3 separate regions of the Homo sapiens genome follow, and all the other regions are linked to region 3. A link is an interaction called in ENCODE POLR2A ChIA-PET data of the cell type or tissue named here. Cell type or tissue: MCF 10A. All regions are shown on one strand.

Region 1 (2,500 bases), 320 kb after region 3:
AAAGCCACCAAAAGAACACAATGGGGAAAGGATAATCTCTTCAATAAATGGTGCTGGAAAAACTAGATTTTCACAGGCAGAAGAATAAAATTAGACCATTCTCTTGCGCCATATACAAAATTCAACATGAAATGCATAATCGACATCAATGTAAGGCCAGAAACTATAAAACTCCTAGAAGAGAATACACGGGAATAGTTCCCAGAAAATGGTCTTGGCAATGATTTACTTATTTATTTGGATATCATACCAAAAGCTCAGGCCACAAATCAAAAGTAAATAAATGAGACTACATCAAACTAAAAGTCTTTTGCACAGCAAAGGAAACAATGAAATCAAATGGCAACTTACAAATTGGGAAAAATATTTGCAAACCAACATTTGATAAGGGTTTAACATCTAAAATTCATAAAGAACTGATGCAACTCAATCATAGAAAAACAAATGACCCAATTAAAAACAGGCAAAAGACTTGAATAGACATTTGTCCAAATAAGACATAAAAATCACCAACAGGTCTATGAAAAGGTGCTCAATATCACTGATATAGTTCGAATGTGTTTTCCTGCCTAAATCTCATATTGAAATGTAATCCCCAATGTTGGAGGTGAGGCCTGGTGCGAAGTTATTGGATCATGGTGATTTCTCATGAATGGTTTAGCACCATCCCTGTTGCTGTCCTTGTGATAGTGAGTGACCTCTCGTGAGATCTGGCTGTTTACAAGTGTTTAGCACTTAATTCTCTCACTCCTGCTTTTGCCATATAACATACAAGCTTCCACTTCACTTTCTGCCATGACTGTAAACTTCCAGAGGCCTCCCCAGAAGTAGATGCTAGTGTTATGTTTCCTACACAGCCTGCAGAACCATGAGCCAATTAAACCTCTTTTCTTATAAATTACCCAGTCTCAGGTATGGAAATGAAAACCAAAACCACTATGAGATACCATCTCACACCCATTAGAATGGCTATTATCAAAACGTCAAAAAAGAAGAAATGTTGGCAAAGGTGTGGATAAAAGAGAACTCTTGTACACTGTTGGCAGGAATGTAGGTTGGTAGAGCCATACGAAAAAGAGTATGGAGGTTTCTAAAAAATAAAATTAAATAAAAAATAGAACCACCATATACCCAGCAACCCCTCTTCTGGGCATATAACCAAAGGAAATGAAATCACCATCTCACAAAGATATCTGCACTCCCATGTTCATTGCAGCATCATTCACAATAGCCAAGATATGGAAACAACCTAACTCTCTGTTGATAGACAAATGGACAATGAAACTGCAGTGTATATATACATACAATTCAGCCCTAAAGAAGAATGAGATCCATTTGTCACAACATGAATGAGCCTAGAGGACATGATGCTAAGTAAAATAAGCCAGACAGAGAAAGAAAAATATTGCATGGTCTCATTTATACGTGAAATCCAAAAAAAATTCAAATATACAGAGATAGAAAACAAAACAGTGGTTACCAGGCACGGGAGTGGGAAGTGGGGAGGAAATGGGGAGAAGTAGGTCAGAGGACATAAAGTAGCAGATATGTAGGATGACCAAGTCCAGACATCTAATGTACAAAATGAGGACTCTATGTAATAAAATTGTACTGTATCTGGGATTCATGCTAAACAAGTGGCTTTTAGTGGCTCTTGCCACAAAATCAAAAAATGGGCAAATCTGTGAAATAATGGATATGCTAATTTGCCTCAATACAGTAATCTTTTTACCATCTAAATATATCCCATAACATCATGTTGTATACCTTAAATACACACAATGAAATTTATTTTTTAAAAATTTGGAAAAAAGTCAAGAAAAACCATATGAACAAATCAAAGCATAAGACGAAATTCAACATCCATTTGTAGTTTTTTTAAATCTCTCGGCAAACTTGGAATAGAAAGAAACTTACTCAACTGATCAACTGATAAGGGGCATATACAAAAAAAAAATCTATATCTAACATCATACTTAATTGCAAAAGACTACATGTTTTCCTCCTAAGATAGGAACAAGAAACAAGAAAGGATCCTTCTAAGGATATCTGCTCTCTCCTCATCTACCTAAAACCTACTAGAAGTCTTAACCAAGGCAATAAACCATAAAAAGGAAATAAAAGCTATCCATATTGAAAAGGAAGAAATAAAATGTCTCTATTAACAGGTGACATGATAGTCTAAATAAAAAAAAGAAACTCCCATAGAATCTAAAGCAAAGCTCCTTGAATTAATAAATAAGTTTAGTTAAATCACCAGGACATAAGGTCAAAATATACACATTAAATATGTCTATACACTAACAATAAACAACCAGAAAGCAAAATTTAACAAAACAGTACTATTTGTTTCACTAAAGAGGATATACAGATGGCAAGTAAGCACATGAAAATATATTCAACGTCGTTAGCCATTTGAAAAATGAAAATTAAAACCACAATGAGCCAGGCATAGTGGCTCACACCTGTAATCCTAGCACTTTCGGTGACTGAAATGGGA
Region 2 (2,500 bases), 570 kb after region 3:
GCCTCAGCCTCCCTAGTAGCTGGTATACAGGCACCCACCACCATGCCCAGCTGATTTTTTGCATTTTTAGTAGAGATGGAGTTTCACTATGTTGGCCAGTCTGGTCTTGAACTCCTGACCTCAGGTGATCCACCCACCTTGGCCTCCCAAAATGCTGTGATTATAGGTGTGAGCCACTGCACCTGGCCAAGTTTCTGTTTTAAAATTCACTTTGGGGACTGAAAATCGATACCTGGACACAGGTTTAATTTTAATTATATTTGTGAGATGAATCTGCAAGTCTGATACCTATTAAATATCCAGAGCCAGGTCATGAATACAAATTTATGAATTTTGTAGTGCAAAAATTGCTCTTAAAGTAAAAGAGTAACAAACCCCTTCCCCACACAGCAGAACAAACCTAAAAACCCCTACAGTCCCTGACCAGGAGGTCTCATTCTCCTTGTTTTGACTATGGCAACAAAAATAATTGACCTCTGAAAAAATTTAATGAGATAAATTACATGTGGCCTCTGACTATGAGGGATTCCTGTGTAGTGTGAAGGCAAAGCACAGCTGACATTGACTGCAGGACAAAGGGGCGTGGGAAGCCCATGAAAACCTTTGAGCAGGAGAGCACTGCACTCAGAGCTGCGCTTCAGGGAGATGGGTCGGGCTGGGCCCTGTTGGATGGCGGGTGAGGTGGGGTGGGGGGCAGCAGTCACTGCAAGCATAGAAGCCACTTAGGAGGCACTTCCATGAATTCAAACAAGAGCTGTCATCTCATGTTGTGCCCTGTATGTCCTCCCACGCTTACATCACAGATGAAGGCACTGCATCGCAGACCTCAGTGGAGACTCGAATCCCAGGCTGAGGAAGTTCTTTCTGATTTCCTCCCATATCCCCCTCAGCTCCTTACTTCTCAGGTTTTGCATCATGGTGCCCTTGTGGCTGCGTTCCACTCAAATTGTTTTTCTTAGGACCCTCGACCCTTCCACGGTTCACTGCCTCTGAGAATTGTCCCTGGATCCCAGGCACGCAAGGGCATCAGGCCTGGATCTGGCCTTTGGCACTTTGCCATTTGTACCCAGAGTACTTGCTGGTCTCCTGCCTACTTTGTGTGGTGGGAGATCAGACCGGTGTGAGAGTCTGGTTGGAGGGTAGTGATAAGGATTGACAGGCACTGGCTGTATGAAGGAAAGTATGCAGGACACCAGCATAGGGGCTGCCTGATTGGGTCTAGGGTGAGCTTGTGTGGATGTGCATGCATTCTGGGGGTGGGTAGCAGGAGGAAGCGGTCAGTGATGACCCCAGGCTTTGAGCTTTGGAGTTTGAATATCACTTTTAATAGAAAACATGAGGTAAAGAGAGAAGCTGGTTTGTCTAGTAGTGTGATGAATTTGATTGTGTACCAGTTGAGTCTGATATAAATATAGATAAAAAGCATGTATTTTATAGTACTTTACTTTTCGTTTTTCATGAGGGTTTATAGTTGGAAACAGGAATTCACTGGAAGACTTCATCATCTTCCTCTTTTTGCTGTTTTTTTTCAGCTCCTTAAATATTTCCCAAGAGTTTAGGATGATTTTAGGTTTTCTTAACCTTCACCCTGCCAAAATTCCCCCACAAATTCACCTCCTCAGGAACATGTGTATGTGTCAGAGTACTCTCAGCAGCCAGAAGTGTGCCTCCCAGCCTCTTAAAATAAAAACATACAGGAAAAATAGCTATCTTTTTCTTTTGAGGAGGGTGATCATTGCCATCTCACGACTTGCTGAAATAGCACAGCAAAGAAACATTTTTTGGCAGGCTGGAACATCTAGGGAACGCGCAAACACATGCACTTCTCTTTTTCTCTGATGTGTTTCATTGATTGAGGCAGTCTAGTTCGGGGAGGCAGGGGGATTTTTAATTGAGCTTTAAAAAAAAAGTACTAGGCATTTGTATCTAAAGTTACTTTTTCAATTGGTGGTATTTCTAACAACAGAAAACCTTAGTTTCTTAAATTTGATGGTAGCAGTGAGTTGATTGGTTCCAGTGTAATCTTTCCCATCCCCATCCACTGAGGAGTTTTTGAATTTCAGAAGAGATACTCTTGATTAAATCAGTTTAAGAGTATATAATGATACTGTAATTATCATTTGTCATTACCTTGTGTACCTAATGATTAAAGCAAACATTTAATAACTATAGGGCAGTAAATACATTTTAGATCTTGAGCCATAAAAAGATTTCCATTAACAGAATGTTTTGTGCACAAATAAATTATTCATTGGCTGTAGCAGAGCTTGATTCTGTCATCATCCTTAAGTGGAAATTTTGAGGACACCAATCATCACAGATGCCAACACTCAGTTGGCTTGAGCCCCATTCTTCTTACATGGAACCTGAGCTTTTTTGGCTATTTTTAAAAGCTTTAGTTCATTTAAACTCAATGAATATTTATGGCATTTCTGCCATATGCAATGTAGTGTTTTGGTGCTGTGGAGGAATACAATGATGAGTAAGTCTGCATTTCAGC
Region 3 (2,500 bases):
TCCTGACTTATATTTGGCTGACATTCTTTTCTAGGGAAGCTACTTTTTCTTTTGGTGCATTGGTAGGGAGGAGGGGGATAGGCAAGAATACTTTTTTTTTTTTTTTTTTTGACAGTGTCTTGCTCTGTCGCCCAGGCTAGATGTAGTGGTGCAGTCTTGACTCACTGCAACCTCTGCCTCCCTGATTCAGGTGATTCTCCTGCCTCAGCCTCTCAAGTAGCTGGGAGTACAGGTGCATGCCAACACGCTTGGCTAATTTTTGTATTTTGAGTAGAGATGGGGTTTCACCATATTGACCAGGCTGGTCTTGAACTCCTGACTTCAGGTGATCCACCCACCTTGGCCCCCCGAAGTGTTGGGATTACAGGCGTGAGCCACTGTTCCTGGCCTTTTTTTTATTTCTTAGCTGAAGCTACCTGTGTGTCTTCTATTAAATGTGCCTGCCATTGTCTTCAGAAAGTAATTTCTTTCCTGAGAAAAGCAACAAAGGAATGTTTGTCTACTGCCTACGTTTAAAAATGCCCAATAAGAGTGTTTCCATTCAGAATGGCCTGCCCTCTCCAGTGATGACAGCATGCAATTCCATGGTTTTCAGTGAAGTCACTGACTATTGTGAATCTCAGAGTTGGAAGGGCTGTGGAGGTCTTCTCTGCCAAACTCCCACCACAGGCAAGACGCTGCGAAGCCTTTCAGCACAGTAGCAGAATTACAGAGTAGAATAATAGGGTTAGTCATTTCATCTTTTTTCCTGCCTTGGGCGGGAACAAAGCTAAAGCATCCTAAGCAAATAGAGAGCTTTCACACCATTCCCGCAGATTTGCTCTTTGCAGGACCCTCTCTTTGGTGTTTCCAAAGGCAAAACTGTGGTGTCGAGGTGTAAACTGACAACACAGGAAGTCGGTGGTGGGGCCAAACCAATCTAGATGTTCAGGCCCCAGTTCCAGGCTCCTAGACCAGACCGCATTCCTGCCGTTTCCATGGGACCCAAATGTTTGTGTGGGTGTAGTAATTTCCAGGAGGAGCTGATTACAAGGCAGCTGCCTCACCTCTACTGGTGCCAGGAAAATGAACCCAGTGACCTCAGGCGGCAGGCATTTCCCCACATCCTCTACCTGATGTTCCGAACCTTGAGGTTTCACAACTCAGCTTGACTCAGTGTAGGGTGTTATTTAATTACACAATAAAACAGGGCTACATAGTTTGCTGTGTTCACACCTGTGGGATGTTGAGCTACAAAAAGCAGAAAAGGCGAGAGTGGAGGCCAACGAAACTCTATAAATCATTTTCATTTCCCATCACCCCTGTGTCTGATGCTCAGGCGGTTTCTTTCTTCTGTCAATTTCTCTTGCGTCCCTGCCGCTCAAGTAGAAAACAAACAAGGAAAGAAACCAAAGAGCATGATCCAGGAGAAACATTTTCTGGGAGGTTGGGAGACCTCAGACCCAACTTAGGCCTCCTGTGTTGGTCCCACTGGGTTCCCTCTGCCTCTGTCCTGTGGGAAAATACACTGTGCACAGGCCAGCAGCTTGCATCTAGGCTAAGCGAGTCCGCCCCCGGGGTTGGTGCTTCTATGTACGTGTGTGCATGAGTGTATGTGCAGAGAGGAGGCTGTGGGATAGAGAAGCTGTGAAAAGGCTTAAAATTTAACCTCCAAAGAGGATGTTTTAGTTCCAGAGAGTCCCCACTAAAGAATTCTAGCACAAAACTAGGGATATATGCATCCTTTTGTCAAAAGGTGTCGCCAAGAAACACGTCAAATACTTGTACTTTTCGTTCAAACTCAGAGTTAAGTCACAGTTAATGCACTCATCAAGACTGTTAAATAAAGACTCCAGTCAGAACAGAAATATCTAGAGCTCCACAAGAAATCTGCTGGTGCAGACTGTCACCGGCTTTGAGATGCCTGGCTCTGCTGATGTCACTGTGTCCTGAGTTTCTCTCTGCGCTTGTTATTAGCCATGTTTACACTGCCTCTCCGTTCCCCACCCCAAACAGTCATTTTATTTGAACAACTTCTCCTATATCTCTTTCTTCCAAACAACAAAAAAAGGGGAGGTGTTGCCAGTGGCCTCTGATGGAGAGTCAGGGATTCATGGCTGTGACATCTAAATAGCTACACAACAGAGCCAAGGTTGTTCCTGCTTTGCTAAGTGACAAGAAGAGCACACAAATGACTTTCCCTGAACTTCCAGCTGTTCTGCACTTTCATGCATTTTGGGCCAGTTTACTCAGAATTATTAAGATTTTATAGCACATTGGAAAAGTGATTGCCAGGTCGTTTTCTAAAGCCTGAGTTTTCTTGTGTTTTATGCCTGGCTCAGCTTTCACCTGGTAGCATAGAATTTTTTTGGTTTTCCCACTTAAGAGGAGGAATAAAAGAAATGGGCCTTCAGAACCATTTTTAACAATTTAGAAATGAACACAACTCCTTTTTCTGTCTCTTGGCTGGTTTGACAGAGAACAGGGTTTCTCATTCTAAGATGGGGACTTCCAGAGGGAT

What was found. ChIA-PET counts read pairs that join two places held together with the same protein. Peaks named below come from ENCODE experiments on the same cell type or tissue, not always from the same donor. Only the 100,000 strongest peaks of a DNase experiment are listed, where the experiment ranks them.
Region 1: POLR2A ChIA-PET joins it to region 3 with 5 read pairs; 2 of 35 experiments call an interaction of 5 or more read pairs at or near these places.
Region 2: POLR2A ChIA-PET joins it to region 3 with 6 read pairs; 2 of 35 experiments call an interaction of 5 or more read pairs at or near these places.

What each region holds. Positions count from the first base shown.
Region 1 is chr6:143,072,035-143,074,534 of GRCh38, reverse strand. The region is part of intron 1 of AIG1 (androgen induced 1); the gene reads right to left. Among named protein-coding and RNA genes, the nearest start is that of AIG1, 12 kb to the right of the region's middle. In MCF 10A, no CTCF peak of the experiment used is centred here; no DNase peak of the experiment used is centred here.
Region 2 is chr6:142,829,598-142,832,097 of GRCh38, reverse strand. All of the region lies in intron 2 of HIVEP2 (HIVEP zinc finger 2), which reads left to right. Among named protein-coding and RNA genes, the nearest start is that of HIVEP2, 110 kb to the left of the region's middle. In MCF 10A, no CTCF peak of the experiment used is centred here; no DNase peak of the experiment used is centred here.
Region 3 is chr6:143,396,165-143,398,664 of GRCh38, reverse strand. No RefSeq gene overlaps it. Among named protein-coding and RNA genes, the nearest start is that of ADAT2, 53 kb to the left of the region's middle. In MCF 10A, no CTCF peak of the experiment used is centred here; a DNase peak (open chromatin) is centred at 1,084.